Regions from separate parts of the Homo sapiens genome. Here region 1 is linked to region 2. A link is an interaction called in ENCODE POLR2A ChIA-PET data of the cell type or tissue named here. Cell type or tissue: GM12878. All regions are shown on one strand. Region 1 overlaps AFF1 (ALF transcription elongation factor 1). Region 2 overlaps AFF1 (ALF transcription elongation factor 1).

Region 1 (8,000 bases), 110 kb before region 2:
AGTCACCGTGCCCGGCCCCAAACTTTCTAGATTGTTTTAAAATGTCTTTTAAAATTGTTTTTAGCCAGGTGCGGTGGCTCATGCCTGTAATTCCAGCATTTTGGGAGGCCACGGTGGGTAAATCACCTGAGGGTCAGGAGTTCGAGACCAGCCTGACCTACATGGTGAAACCCCGTCTCTACTGAAAATAAAAAATTAGCCGGGTGTGGTGGTACGTGCCTGTAGTCCCAGCTACTCGGGAGGCTGAGGCAGGCGAACCACTTCAACCCAGGAGGCAGAGGTTGCAGTGAGCCGAGATTGTGCCACTGCACTCCAGCCTGGGAGACAGAGTAAGACTCTCTCAAAAAAATAAAATAAAATAAATAATAAATAATAAAATTGTCTTCATCTTGATCCAAGGAAACCAAAGTTCACATATTGCATTAGGTTTTGTTTCTTGAGTCTTAATCCAGAGCAGCATTTACTCTATTTACTTGTGGGGTGGGAGCATTTACTAGTTAAGGAAACAGTTGCATGTATGTCCTACTTCTTGGATTTGTTTGTTTCCTATTAATGCGTTTAACTTGTTTCGATATAGCAGTAGTTCTCAACGGAGGACAATTTTGTCTCCCTCTCTTCCAGGGGACATTTGACAATGTCTAGAGAGATTTTTAGTCATCACAATCTAGTGAGTAGAGGCCAGGGATGTTATTAAACATCTACAATGCACAGAACAGCCCCCACCACAAATAATTTCCTGGTTTCTAATGTCAATAGTGCTGAGATTGAGAAACTGTCAGCCTATCCCATGTATTTCCTGAAGAATGGAAGTTAGCACTAAAAGCTTGGTTAGAGTCAAGATAACTCTTTTTGCTTAAAATAGTTAAATTGCCCAGGAGTGCCGGTATTCTGTTTTGATCTGGGTGTTGGTTACAAGAGTATATCATTTTGTGAAAATTTATATGTGAGCTCTACACTTTAAAAAATGTGTGTTATTTTTAATTTTAAAAGTTTACATTAAAAAAAGAAACCTCTTTATTGTGTTGGGTCCCTTCCTCTTTTTGTCTGCTACTTCACACTTCTTAAATAGTTGAATAAATCTTTAAAGCCTCACTCCCTTTTAAAGTTCCTTAATACTCTTTTTTTTTTTTTTTTCCCAATGTGAGAGACTGGTAGAGATGGGGGAAAAAATGGGTGCCTTTTGAACTCATTGTTGGGATGGTTGAGTGTCTGTTAGGGAAGTCAGAGTGCTGGTACTTTCCTTGCTCTGCAGAAAATTGCAGAGTTGCCCTAAGGGAGGGACACCTAAACGATAAGTAACGTTAGGCCACTTGGGTTTTGTGTAAAGCTGAAAGGAGAAAGTCATTCCAGATGGGATGGTTTGAAAGCAGAGGTTGGCTTTCATGAGCTGTGGAATTTGGGAAAGGGGCATTCTGGGCTGAAAGAACCAGGGAAGGTAAGGAATGCATTAGGGGTGTGCTGGGAACCTTTTCTTGAGCGATGTCTTAAAGCCAGCTTCTCTTCTCTGTCTCTGATAAATAATTGGAAGGAAAGGCAATGAATTTTTTTCTGACAGTTGGTTCTAACTGGGGGCCAGGGCCTCGTTTGCAAATGAAAGGACTGCTGTTGGAGTAGTTGAAATCACAATGGGCCCTGACTCTTTTCACATCAAAGTGTAAAAGAATCTCCAGGGGTGATAAATGGGGGCTGCTGGACTCATTACTTGTAAACAAAGCTGAGGGATGACCTCTACATTTTTTTTTAATTAAAGGAAAACAGGGTTTCCTAGTGGTGAGCATGGGGCTGCTCTTCGTTTGAATTTTGACTGTTCACACTGGAAAAGATCTTTCTTTAAGGTTACAAGGGAGCTGCCGCTGTTACCCAGGATTTACCCTGAATCTCAAACACTACTGGAAAAATGCTGTGCCTAGGACGGCCCAGCAGGTATCCTGCATGTGTTGAGAATTGAAGTGCAGTGGGTTCCGCTGCGTTGTTACAGTAAAGTGGAACAGGGCAGAATTTCTGAGTGCTGCTCCTCTCAGGAGACTGAGGGCTCCTTTACTCCTTTTCCCACCCGACATCAGGAGGAAAACTCCTTTATTCCTGTGCAGTGTAGAAAAAGGTCCGTTTTTAAGTAAATTCTTAGCTCTTTGTAAAAGAAGTCCAAAGGCAGTGGTTTTAGAGTTTAAAGATAGTATTTCTTTATATTTGTGTAGTTACAAGGCTTTGAGTATGATCAAAACGTTTAACCAAAACTAAAGTATGTGCATACTTTATGGTGTTGAAAGCAATGCTACTAAAAATAGTACAACATTTTATGGGATTAAGATTGCAAATTGCTGCCTAAATTCAGCTTGCAGTTAAGGCCTACCTTCAGTAAACTCTCGTTGTGTAGTCAGCTCCCCACCAAGCTTATCTCTTGCTGTTTTTCCACTTGGCTCCTCTGTTGCAGTCAGTCCAAGCCCTACCAGATTTTAAACAACTGGAGGTCAGAGACTGCCCTTTGTAACCTGAGTGGAACTGGTAAGGCACTGGGCACCCAAGAATTCTAATGTGTTTACTGACTTTCCACATGTTTAGTAATCACCTTCTGAGCCTATCTTCCAAGCAAGTTGTAAGACTTGAGAAAGGAGCAGAGGTCACAGCTGGCAAGGAGCACAGCATCCCTGGATGGTTGACAGAGACAAGCTATCCTCCAGATGAAATATTTCCAACTACAGATGAGAGTATTGAAGGCCTTCCATTCCCCTTTGATATCAGAATGGTGAGAATGTGGGAGACACCACCAGTTAACCCTGCCTTCATGAGTACAGATACCCATGAAAATATTTAATAAGCGCAGTGACCAGACGAGACCTGTGCTAAGTATTTGATAGGCATGCTTTCAATCTCGTAACTCCCTATGAGGTTATGTTTTACAGATGAAAAAGGGAAAAGGAAGATACTCATCAGTGGCTAGCTTCCTTCCATCACCGAACCCTCAAGTCCCTGTTCCCTTTTTGTCTTTGTAGAAGCTGGTGGCAGGGATATACTTTCTGAGCTCTGGTTTAAAACTCTGAGTTTTGGGCCACAGATCCCCTCTAGCTGACTCTTCTTTTTTGACATGAATGAGATAAAAAGTTGTTCCTGGGAGATAGTTTCAGCATGGCTACAGTAGTCAGAGAAACGTGCATCTTTTCCAGTGAAGGAACAAAGCTGATTTCTTTGCACTGGGGCATAGTGGGGGTGTGGGAAGGGGGGGCTGAGTGATGGGAATAGGGGTCACTACTGAGTCATATGGCAGGAAAAAGATGAAAAGATTAGTTACCCAAAAAAAAAAAAATTAAGGAATGGAGGTGGTTCCCATCCTAAATTAGAATCTCCCCAGTTTGCGTTTCAGAGCCCTTTTCATCGCCGTGGTGAGATGATGTGTGCTCTCTCAGAGCACTTTGTGGTCTGTTACAGCATTGCACAGATGTCAGGTGGCTGCCCTGTTAATAAATCAACCTCTCAACGGTTAGAAGTTGTAGCAGTTCTCGTTTTAGATTATCTTTCTACATCCGGCAGAGGCTTACTGTCCCCCGCAGAGCACTTGGTAAACGAGATATGAAATTGTCCTTTAAGAATGGAGGTTTAATTTTCCAGTAGGACAGAGTATTCAATAAATGAGAGTGGAGACTATATTTTATTTGTCTAAAATATATGTTTTTTAAAATGTGTTCCTCAATAGCTGGTAAAGGACAAAGCCAGGGAGTTGAGAGCAAAGGGTATGCACGAGCTGAGATAGCAGGATATTTGGAAAAGTTATTGTTTCTTTTTTTTTTTTTTTTTTTTCCTGTCTCATGTCCTCAACCTGGAGTAGTGACTCTGGTGAGTAGAACACTTCTTACAGGCTCACTGGGACCCTGCCACTAAATTTTCACCTGGAGAGGCAGCCTAATTAAGAGAGAGTTTGCTTTGAAATCAGTTAGATCTGGGTTTGAATTGTATCCCCATGAGACAGGTAATGCTGGGCAATTTTCTTAACCTCTCCAAACTCTAGTTCTTTCATTTGTAAAATAAGGATAATAATGACTAAATATATACATTTATTTAAAGCCCATGGAGTGCTTGGTACTCAATAGACATTTAATAAATATTAATTTTCTTCCCTTTCTGTTGACTTGCCTTTGATAATTTCAGCATTTAGGGTGTGGAGAATTTGAACTTCATGATGTTCATAGAACACCTGAGGTTTAAAAGTTTGGGTTCCATTGGGCAATATAGGGAAAGCAGCCTTCCCATGCTCTGAGACCCAACTCTGAAGCATTGTCTGGGACCAGCGCCTGGCACTGTATGTGAACTGTATAATCACGTGTTCCTGCCAACTGTGGGTTCAAGTGATGATGAGTCTGATTTTTGTTACTCTGGAACTTACATTATTAAGAGTTTGGGTAATTTGAAATGGTAGGTGACACTATGAATTAATTTCTCAATAAAATTCTCATTTCATATTTACTACTAAAATATTACTTTAAGATATAGTTTAGGATACACATGAAGATAAGTATAGGCCAAGCACGGTGGCTTATGCCTGTAAAACTCAGCACTTTGAGAGGCTGAGGTGGGTGGATCACTTGAGGCCAGGAGTTCGAGACCAGCCTGGGCAACATGGTGAAACATCATCTCTTCAGGAAATACAAAAATTAGCCAGGCGTGCTGGCATGCACCTGTAATCCCAGCTACTTGAGAGGCTGAGGCACGAGAATTGCTCGAACCTGGGAGGCAGAGGTTACAGTGAGCTAAGATCACACTACTGTACTCCAGCCTGGGTGACAGAGTGAGACTCCCATCTCAAAAAAAAAAAAAAAAAAAAAAAAGCATAGATAACTATGTGTAAAGAAACTAGGTATTCATTTAATAATACTTTTTATCCTTTTAGGTTAAGTAAATAGAAATCATATATTTCCTTCAGGTTAGTTTGATCTTGAATGGAAGTTCTCTGTTCTTAATCCAATATTCATTCATTCATCAAAGACTTTGTGGAGAGCCTTTGATGTCAAAAGTGTCAACTAGGAACTAGGGAGAGGGGATGGGAAGAAAAACTGGTACCATGGGGGAGGGAAGGAACTGGGATGGAGGTAGATTAGTCCACAGGGAGTTCACATTAGCGCTTGCGTTCAGGTTACTATGTGTAGGTTACTATGTGCATCTACTCTTTTTCATCCAATGCTTTAAACTTTTTAAAAAGCTTATTCCTAGTCCAGTATTGTATTTTAACCTTATAAAGATCTTATAGGGTAGGTCAGGCAGATAGTTCCATTTGAAGTTTAAAGGGGTTAAGTGGTTTGCCAATGATCTCAGGGTTAATAATGAAACTGTTTTCTCAACCTGGAATGAGTTTTCTCTCCCTTTCCCAGCTCCTCAGTCTATTGATATCTTAGTCATCCTTTAAGGTTCAGCTGAAATACCACCTTTTCTTTTCATTTCTTTTTTTTTTTTGAGACAGTGTCTCACTCTGTTGTCCAGGCTGGAGTGCAGCATTGCACAGTCACGGTTCACTACAGCCTCAATCTCCTGGGCTCAAGTGATCTTCCCACCTTGGCCTCCCAAATGCTATGATTACAGGTGTGAGTCACCATGACTAGACTGGTTTTTTTTTTTTTTTTTTTTTAGTACAATTTTTTTGTAGACCTGGGATCTCACCATGTTGCCCAAGCTAGTTCTGAACTCCTGGCCTCAAGCAGTCCTCCTGCCTCGGCCTCCCAAAGTGCTGGGATTACAGGCATGAACCACCATGCCTGGGTTGTTCTTTTGGTTTTTTTTTTTTTTGAGATGGAGTCTCGCCCCGTCACCAGGCTAGGGTGCAATGGTGTGATCTTGGCTCACTGCAATCTCTGCCTCCCAGGTTCAAGCCATTCTCCTGCCTCAGTCTCCCGAGTAGCTGGGATTGCAGGTGCGCACCACCACATCCAGCTAATTTTTTTTATTTTTAGTAGAGATGGGGTGTTGGCCAGGATGGGCTCAATCTCCTGACCTCATGATCCGCCTGCCTTGGCCTCCCAAAGTGCTGGGATTACAGGTGTGAGCCACCGCACCCAGCCGCCTGGGTTGTTCTATACATCTTTTTTTTTTTTTTTTTGAGATGGAGTTTCACTCTTGTTGCCCAGGCTGGAGTGCAATGGTGCAACCTCTGCTCACCACAACCTCCACCTCCTGGGTTCAAGCAATTCTCCTGCCTCAGCTCCTGAGTAGCTGGGGTTACAGGCATGTGCCACTATGCCCGGCTAATTTTGTATTTTTAGTAGAGACAGGGTTTCTCCACGTTGGTCAGGCTGGTCTCGAACTCCCGAGCTCAGGTGATCCACCTGCCTCAGCCTCCCAAAGTGCTGGGATTACAGGCCTGAGCCACTGCGCCCGGCTGTTATATACATCCTTCTCGTTATTCCTCTATCATAGCTTACTATTTTTAAATATTAAATTTCTGTTTGCATTATTGTATGGTTTCTCTCTCCTGATTAGACACAGACTAATAAAACATTTAGTAATTATTTTCCTCCATCTCATATATCCGTCTGAGTCGTAAACATCTTTTATACCAAAGACCTATTTAATCCTTCAGCACTATCTCTGTGTTTTGCAAATAACCAGCAATTAATAAGTGATTTGAGTTTGCCGCTATTGGAGTTATTGTTGCTGTCATAGAGAGATGGAGGAGTGCTGATGTGGAGGGTGGTTATAATGGGTATTTATTTGACCTTTCTTAGAAAAACAACCCAAAGTTCTTACTCTGTTACTAATGGGTTAACTTAGTGTTGCTGTGAAAGTCTGTAACTGTTAAGACAATTACGCATTGTTGACTCAACTGTTGAAAACTACATTTTAAGGCATCTATATAAAGTCTTCAGAATTATGTAAACAGTGATTTACTGCTACCTATTTGTCTTCATTGACCTTTTAAAAACAAATTCCTTGCACAGGCAAGCCTTAGAGCCAATGGTGCCTACAGGTTACCTGTATTTCACTTTTCGGCTAATTTGTCAATGTTTTCTCACAGCAGTGTTTTTGTCTGTTTTAACCAGGGTGTTTGGTTTGGATTAATGTTCAGTTTCTACACACACTTGCTAAGCCTCTTCTCTTATCCACCTATTAGCAAAAGGGAAGTGAAGGGTATAGCCTGTAGAGGGAATTCCCCCTCTTCATTTTGCATTCTAAGTCTATATCTAGGAAAGCATTGTAGCCAAAAAACCCAGGAGTATTGTCTGTATTTTGAAGATATTTGCTCCAAGATGGCTCACAGAAAAAAAATAATTGATAGTATCATTATTAGGCTAATGGGCATTTTTGACTCCTTAAGAGTTACTTGGCTCAGTCAGTCTGCTGGTTGAGGCTTTGGATTTGCTGATTGCAGCCCATGGGTATTTGCATACGCCTTCCCTTCTCCCAAGGCCTTTCTCCCCCATCAGTGCTTGTCATTGCTGAATTCATTGCACCCCTGTCCCTCACACCCACTCACATGACCTTCTCATACTAATGCCTTTTCACACTTGAGCAAGGTTTCTCCTTAATGAAGACAAGATGCATTAAACTTCCCAATTCAGAAAATTGGAGGGTAATGATATGTATGAAATAAAGTAGTTTCTTTTTAAGAGAACTCAGAGCTGTCATCCATTGATTCAGGGAATGAATGTGGTTTTTGGTGTGCTGTATTCTCCCCTCTTCCCCAGGGTGGTAGTTAGTTTCTTTTTTCTTTCCTTTTTTTTTTTTTTTAAGTTCTGGGATACGTGCAAGGTGGTAGTTTCTACAGTGAGATAGTGACTTGATAATCTGAGAAATATGCATCTTACCCACACACATACCCACACCCTAAATGGAGGTACTACAGTATATTTTGCACTTCAGTAAATGCTCAGCACCTACTGTGTGCAGAGTGATATATATTGAATTTTGTGTGCGGTGCTGTCAATCCTTCCTCTTCTCTGATTTCTGAGACACAATCTGGCTCCTGTGCCTTGTGATTCTGATGAGGCCCTCTCAATTTCTCACCAAACTTCCTTTTGTCT
Region 2 (8,000 bases):
CTCAGCTCACTGCAACCCCTGCCTCCCGGGTTCAAGTGATTGTCCTGCGTCAGCCTCCTGAGTAGCTGGGATTACAGGCCTGCGCCACCACACCACGCTAATTTTTGTATTTTTAGTAGAAACGGGGTTTCACCATGTTGGCGAGGCTAGTCTCAATCTCCTGACCTTGTGATCCACCTGTCTCGGCCTCCCGAAGTGCTGGGAGTAGAGGCGTGAGCCACTGCACCCAGACCTAATTTTTGTATTTTTAGTAGAGACTGGGTTTCACCATGTTGACCAGGCTGGTCTCGAACTCCTGACCTTGTGATCCACCTGCCTCGGCCTCCCAAAATGCTGGGATTACAGGCGTGAGCCACCATGCTCAGCCTTTTCTTCATCTTTCAAACTCTGGACTTGAATTTCTGGATCACTTAGCAAATGTTTATGGCTTTTAAAAATCTTCCTGAAGTAAAGCTAAAAACTGAAAATATTGGCAGCTTCTCAGCCTAAATATGATGTATGTGTGCGTATGCATTTATGCATGTGCATGCACACTCCATCCAAGATGTTATTTGTTGTTTCTCATAAGAAACTTACAATTTAAGTCAAATTTAAAAGATGGTGGGTGCTTCTACCCAAGTTTTAACATATAAACAGTATTAATTTTCACCAGTCTAGGAAAATTTCAAAATAATTTTCCTTCAATACAGACAGGTGTACTAGAGAAATTTCAGTGTACTTCTAGCTTTATGGTTCTCATTAATTTATTCAGCATAGTTTGTGATCTGTCTATATTTGTAGGGGGTGTAAATTTATGTGATGAAAAGCTAATAGGCGAGGACGATAGTGTTTCCACTTTTTACTCCCCAGGAGACAGGAATTGTTTAAGGTTAGCTATAGTGAGTCCGCTTAAGTCAACGCCAAGACAACTGAGAAACTGGCGAAAAAGCAGTGAGAAAGGAAGAAGAACCCCCAATTTTTTCTTTGATTGATTTGAATGTAGGCTAGTTATACCTTTTTGGCTGTTTTTAGTAAGAACTATGTTATAAAATGAATTGGAGGACCTGTTACCACCAGACTTAGGAGGTAGTAGTTTTCCAGTGACTTTTAATTTCCCTACCAGTCTTTTTTTTTTTTTTTTTAAATACAGGGTTCTAGGTTAGTGTAGGAAAAAAAACTGGTGTATTTTATTCCACAAGAAGCTTTTGGTAAATTATTTATTAAGGAAACAACTGTTGGACATTGAGATGGCTTTTAAAGATTTACCTAGAAGAGATAATAAAACAGATAAAACTGATCTGCTCAGGGGCCTGTCTTCAGTCTTTTCAGGCTCGTTTACTGTGGTGTTCATGCCAGCGCAGCCTGGTAGACAGTGTTGCTGTGGCTGTAGAAATAACACTGCTCATTTTTATGGAGGATATTGCTGTATGCCAGTTAAAGAAATTCAAGTTGAAAGACCTTTAAATTTTTTTTAATAATACACTTCCTTCCCCACCCCCAAGCTGTCACCATGATTATGATGCCAGGAAAGCAGTGCGGTGGCTCCAGGATTGTTCTCCCATGGGCTGTGTGCCAGGTGGATGAAGTAGTCAGGAGGGCCACAGTTGGGTTTATGTACAACCTAGATATCATCTACTTGTGCTGGTTGACCCTCCATTTTCTAAAGGCAATTTCCAAAGGGAGTTGCTTTTGTTGTTACTATTAGAACGGTTGCCTTTTTTCCATATGATCTCTTCTCTGTCACTTAGGTTCTGTATTCTATATAGAAAAGTATGGAGGGAAAGGGAAGAATCAGGAAAGATAGTGAATGCAAGAATATTGGGGGTTATGATGTGGTTAAGTTAGATTGTGCCTCAAAACACTGAAAAGATTGGAGTTTCGGGTCAGGAGCTCTGGATTAAAGGCCAACGGGAATCTTTTAAACTTCTTGGTTGTGTGTGTGTGTCGGTGTGTGAAGTCAGAGGCAGACGATGAGAGAAATAAATTGAGATGGAGAGAAAATAATATGAATGCTTAGAAGATTTTAAATTCAGGGCTGGGCGTGGTGGCTCACGCCTGTAATCCCAGCACTTTGGGAGGCCGAGGTGGGCGGATCACGAAGTCAGGAGATCTAGACCATCCTGGCTAACACGGTGAAGACCCGTCTCTACTAAAAATACAAAAAATTAGCTGGGCCTGGTGGCGGGCGCCTGTAGTCCCAGCTACTCAGGAGTCTGAGGCAGGAGAATGGCGTGAACCCGGGAGGCGGAGCTTGCAGTGAGCCAAGATCACACCACTGCACTCCAGCCTGGGCAACAGAGCGAGACTCCGTCTCAAAAAAAAAAAAAAAAAAAATTTAAATTCAGAAGGCATTAAGAGGACATTTATTTTTTAAACGATTTTCTCCTTGGCACTTATTAAATACCTATTTAAAATAAATTCAAGAATAACTTTTATATATCTAGTCTGCCCCTTGTATTTATTTATTATTTATTTTTATATTTATATTTTTGAGATGGAGTTTTGCTCTGTCTCTCAGGCTGGAGTGCAGTGGCACGATCTCAGCTCACGGCAGCCTCCGCCTCCTAGGTTCAGCAATTCTCCTGCTTCAGCCTCCCCAGTAGCTGGGATTACACGCTTGCACCACCCACCACCACGCCTGGCTGATTTTTTTTGTATTTTTAGTAGAGATGGGATTTCACCATGTTGGCCAGGCTGGTCACAAACTACTGACCTCAAGTGATCTGCCTGCCCTCGGTCTTCCAAGGTGCTGGGATTACAGGCGTGAGCCAGTGTACCCAGCCTCTTGTGTTTATTTAAAAAGAAATACTGGCGTTTGTCGAATGATGGAGTCTTATTTTCAAACTTTTGTATTAAATATATTTTCGCTTTCACCAGATCAGTAAATCAGTGTATCAGATGAGTCTTGCTGGAAGTCTGATGTAGTTTGTGTATAGTTTTAGACCAAATTTATATGCAGAGATAACGCAGGAAAAGATAATTAAGTCTATCTAAGATTCAGTGGGATTAGTAAGCCTTAAAAAAAAAAAAAGACCAAATCTGTTTATTGATAGGTTATAGAAAAGCAAAATACTTCCTTAAATTAGGCACTTTTTGATAGGCTTAAATAAATGATGTATAACTGTTCATGATGTTCTGATATTAAATGAATTGTACATTCCCAGGATGACCTTGAGCCCTTTTTCTAGACCCTAGTAATTAACCTGATTGCTCATTACCCAGCATTAAAGCCAAAAAAAAAAAAAAAAAAAAAAAAAAAAAAAAAAGCGGGGGCGGAGGATTTACTTGTTCAGAATTAAGATGTCAAGGACAAGGTCGTCTTTATTTGCCTTCTCTCTTTTGCGTTTGTTATAGTGTCAGTAATCCCCAGGGTGTTTGGGGCTCAGATTGCTTCCTCAGAGTATATATGCCTCTAGCCTACCACTTCAATAATTTTCTGTCCTTTTTTCCCCCGTTTTTTTTGTGTTTTGTTTTTAAATAACGATGCCAGGAGACAGAAAACCAACACCTACTCCAGAAGAGGCTGTTGAGATTACTGCTGGAATAAGCCCAGGATAAAATCTTTATGTCCTTTCAGACAAAGCGTGGATTAAATAGTTTATCTGACTCATATGACTGCAGTTTCTTTCGGCCTCATCCAGAAACTGATACAAAGTTGTTTTTTTCTTCTTCCTTTTTCTGGTGCTTCTATAATCTTAGCTTATGCTCAGCTGTGAAAAAAGTAAATGTCCAGGCAGGCACTCTCTGCAACATAGAATTAAACATGCTTCCTGAACATTGTTTGCACTTTCATTTGACAGAGAGCAGAAATACAGGTTTATGTATCCATAAATCCTGTCATGGTTGACAAAGTAATTTAATAGTGTTTTGACTCAGAACCATCCGTTAATACGATTTGAGAGACAGAGTAGAGTGCTCGTGTGTGTGTGCACGTGCGTGTGTGCATGTGTGTGTAGGACTGGATGGGGTGGGTGCAGGGCAGGAAGCATGTGACAGAACACCACCACGCTGCAGTTTCACACCCTCCCTGCAGCAATAGGTTTTAACTGAAAAGCTACTACTCATGCTTTGCAAATTGATAGTCCCACTGAAAAAAAAAAAATTAAATTCTTCCGAAAAACACTCTGAGGTTTTCGTGAGCAGAATTGGTTGTAGAAGGGGAAATAGATCATATAGCTTAGGCCATTTGAAAGGACTTGTCAGTTGACTATTGCTGGAATGGAACCAGTGTCTAGACTTGTTCTTTGTGATGCCTTTAAAAAAAAAAAAATCAGTGCCTTTTAACCATTCTTACTTAATCATTCATGGCTGCTGTGCCCACAATGGGCTTCATGGGGCCTCATGTGGTCTTTCATCAAAGGCACAGTGTTTTAAAGTCTTAGACCATTGGGGATTCTGATTCCCCTTATTACGTGGTGAATGGTAATGGTTCATAGTCAATAGTTAGGAAGTTGGTGAATAACTGAGATTAGACATTTACTGTCAAACAGTGGTAAGTTTTTTACATTTGTTTTTCATTCAGGTACTTTGTTGTTAAGTGAGTTTAAACCTATCCCAGCACACCCTACTTATTTTAACTTTTGCACTGTTAGTTGACATATTGTCATAATATGTACTGAAAACATTTCTGCGTATAAAACATCAACACTGAATTGTACCTTTTATATGTACTGTTTCATGTGACTATACAGGACCTTGCAAACATCAAAAATTATATTGTATGTGATCTCAGGATATATAATGGTAACAAAATCAGTGAATCCAGCATTGTTACTGCTTCTCTCATTATTTGCATATTCTTATCAAGTGAGTGTTTACAATTATACATGTGGACAACAACCACTCATTGTTTTCATTTTTATTTAAGCCGGGTCTTAAGAACTGGAATCCTTGGTTTCATAATTAAAAGAGGCCCTCTTTGTAGAGATCAAAACAAAATTTCCAGAATGTTTTAAGTAGCTCAGTTAATGCAGATTGAGCCTCTACAAATTTTATATGCTTTAGAAAAATATCTTTATGATGCCAATTATGCAGATTACCTCACTGGTATAATCAAAATGACCAACTGGAAAGAAACAATAAGTTTTCTAATTATTCATATTAATCTTTAAAGAACTGCTATTTTAAAATACTTCTTCCCATTGGGTTTTATAAGTTTCAGTGATGTCTTAGGATTTAGTGGGTTTTTTTAGCTTGTTTTTGCTTTAGTTGATGAAAGATAAGGTAATATCATTTGCTTATGAAAGAGCAATTTACCTAAAGGTAAATTTAAAAAAATCAAATATATAAATATGTGTGCATATATTCACTTATATGTACACATATATACACACGTATTCAATATGTTATATATATATCTCCTATCTACACGATATATTAGGCTCTCATTTATTAAATGAACTGGGGTGCCAGCACATCTCTAACATGATCTTCCAGTGTTTATCCTGGAGTATTATTTCTTCATCTTCTATCTCAAGGAAGCGTACGTACATCCTTTCTTTACCCAAACATGCTGCCTGATATACCTACCCTCCCCAACCTGACGTTCTGATGTTACTGTCATATCTGAAATTTTGCATTCTGAGAAATTTATGTCCCCAAACTGCATTTAGGCAACTACTCTTATAGGTGAAAACATCTGATTAGGTGGTAGTGGTTGATGGATTATAGTCACAAGATAATACTTCTTTAAAATTTGAAGACTTCTGCATCTTAAAAATATCACTGTTCTGTGAAGTTGTCTGGAGTTTTACCAATATGAGCTGACATATATTGCTTCCCAGGAAAGAGATTGGAAATTCACCATAAAACTCTAATTACTTTTTGGTTATCTTATGTATCTGAATTTTGTTTGAGATGTCATGACATGACAAAATCGAGTATTCATTTTATAAATATTAAATGAGTCTAGAATTATGCTAAGGCCTTGTGAGGAATGCAGAGATTACTAAACCCTAGTTCCTGCTTGTGGGAAGCCTGTCTGGAGGAGAAAGATTAGAACACTAAGGGTTACAATCCAGAGTTGAATGTGATTGGAGAGTCAAGGGAGGGAAGACTTCCAGAAAAGGGCAGCCAGTGGTTGTGATGCACTACCCCCTTCTTCTAGGTTCCCCCAATAGGAGTAGAATTCCTTGTTCGTTTCATAATAAATTTTTGTTGGGAGATAACTGTAGGTGACCTAGAGATTCCTCATTATTTTAAAATAATCTTTTTTATCCACCTTATTTCTCCTCTCCCTGAAAAATCTGTTTAGAGAACTATAGAGATTCTGCAGTTAGGGAGATTCTGCAGTTAGCCTCATTTGTGTTAGTCTTCACATGTGGCAGGCAGTTTGACGTTAAAAAGAGTCAGGGAACATGAAAGTAATTTTTTGCTACATATTAGAGCTTATCACTTTTAAGGAATATCCAAAACCTTTCCATTATTTAAAGATATCTGGGATTAGATGAAGTGTAGCTAATAATTCTTAAGGGAGGATTTAACAGTTAAAGTTGGTTTTGCAACTTAATGTAATAATACTTTATTTTTAGGAAAGCTGTTCAGAGCACCTTATTCCTTGTTTTGTAATCCATCACCCCTCCATCCATATTAATCTTTAGCATGGCTGTTTTTTGTTGTTGTTTTCCTTGTTTTAATTTGGACTATAACTGTGCTCATATATCTGTCCAGTGATTTAAAAAAATGTTTATCCTAAAATTCTGGGTATACAGATAGATGGGTAGTTGCCCATAGGGCATGATGCTTCTGAAAGTAGAATTACTGCTGGTCCCTTTGAACGTTTTCCAGCTGAAGTAGGCACACCCAGGCAGTATGAGCATGTTCTTGGAACAGGCTTAGCTATTTATGTAATTTACTCTGTGTCTATAGAACACAATTTTATGACAAACCTTGTTCAGCCAGGCCTTTTAGTCTCCTCCTCTAATCTGTCTCTTAGAAATGATGATTATGGTGTCTTCATATAAATGCATGTATTTATTTGTATGGAATTAGTTTTAACATGCATTGTCTTATTTCTTCCTCAAAACAACCCTGTAAGATTATGTTCATTTCAAATGTGTCTTCTCACTATGTAAGTATGACTAACAAAAAGGAGAGCGAGAATAAAAAACTTCTCTTTCAATAACTTTCTAGTCTAGTTTGGAAAGTTCGTGAAGTTTAGCAAGTGAACACTGGGCCAGGCCTTCAGAGCAAGTCCTGTGGCAACTCGAGTTCCATTAGGGAAGGCTGACTGGAAATCTGTTTTGTTTTGTTTTTTTTACAAAAATTCAGTGTGGCGTGTATTACGTAGGGTGTGCCCAGAGCACCAAGGTGTAAGCTGGGGACAGTTTAACATAGGTGTGTGTTCAGAGTAAGGTAAGTTACATAGAGGAAGGCTAATAGAAAATTTAGCTGTACTTCGAGAACAGGCTTTTGATCCCTATTTATTTCAATCTAATATTTGTGTTTTTAGTAATGAATAGGTAATAGGTCAGAATTTAAAAGGTTAAAAAAAGGATATACATTGAAAATCTTCCCCCTATTCCTTCCCCCAGCCTCCATTCCCCAGCCTTCCTTTCTGGAAGTAATTGATGTTAGGACTTTCTTGTGTATCATTCCCAGTGGTATTTTATGCATAGTAAGCAACTCCATATATATGTTTTCTTCTCATTGATACTTTCTTCATTTATAGAAATGCTGGCATATAATGCATCTTTTTTTAAAAATTTATTCTTCTAAACAATGTATCTTGGAGATTACCCCAAATCAATGCAAAAAGAGCATCCTTATTCTTTGTTGTAGTTGCGTAGCATTTATTTCTTTCTAGGTGGCATGTACCATAGTTTTCATAGTCAGTTACCTGTAGATACACATTTAGATTGTTTCCAGTATCTTGCTATTTGCAAACTAGGCTGAAGTGAATAACTTTGTACATATTTTTTTTGTACATGTAGGAGGCAGTGCTAAAGGTTAGAGAAGTGTCTGTGTAATTAGAATTTGCTGACTATTGCCAAATTAATGTCCTTAAAGGTTGTAGCACTTAA

The links. ChIA-PET counts read pairs that join two places held together with the same protein. Peaks named below come from ENCODE experiments on the same cell type or tissue, not always from the same donor. Only the 100,000 strongest peaks of a DNase experiment are listed, where the experiment ranks them.
Region 1: POLR2A ChIA-PET joins it to region 2 with 12 read pairs; 3 of 35 experiments call an interaction of 5 or more read pairs at or near these places.

Annotation. Positions count from the first base shown.
Region 1 is chr4:86,958,374-86,966,373 of GRCh38, forward strand. All of the region lies in intron 2 of AFF1 (ALF transcription elongation factor 1), which reads left to right. Among named protein-coding and RNA genes, the nearest start is that of AFF1, 27 kb to the left of the region's middle. RefSeq lists enhancers at 1-137, 847-1,519, 1,520-2,191 and a silencer at 2,364-2,658. In GM12878, no CTCF peak of the experiment used is centred here; DNase peaks (open chromatin) are centred at 2,986, 3,468 and 7,064; H3K4me3 peaks cover 1,920 bases; H3K27ac peaks cover 6,653 bases.
Region 2 is chr4:87,070,070-87,078,069 of GRCh38, forward strand. The region is part of intron 4 of AFF1 (ALF transcription elongation factor 1); the gene reads left to right. LOC105377320 (a long non-coding RNA gene) reads left to right here. Exons shown (of 2, transcript XR_938956.2): 2 at 3,470-5,761. Among named protein-coding and RNA genes, the nearest start is that of AFF1, 140 kb to the left of the region's middle. RefSeq lists enhancers at 3,532-3,721, 3,742-3,791. In GM12878, no CTCF peak of the experiment used is centred here; DNase peaks (open chromatin) are centred at 3,392 and 3,922; H3K4me3 peaks cover 2,309 bases; H3K27ac peaks cover 3,184 bases.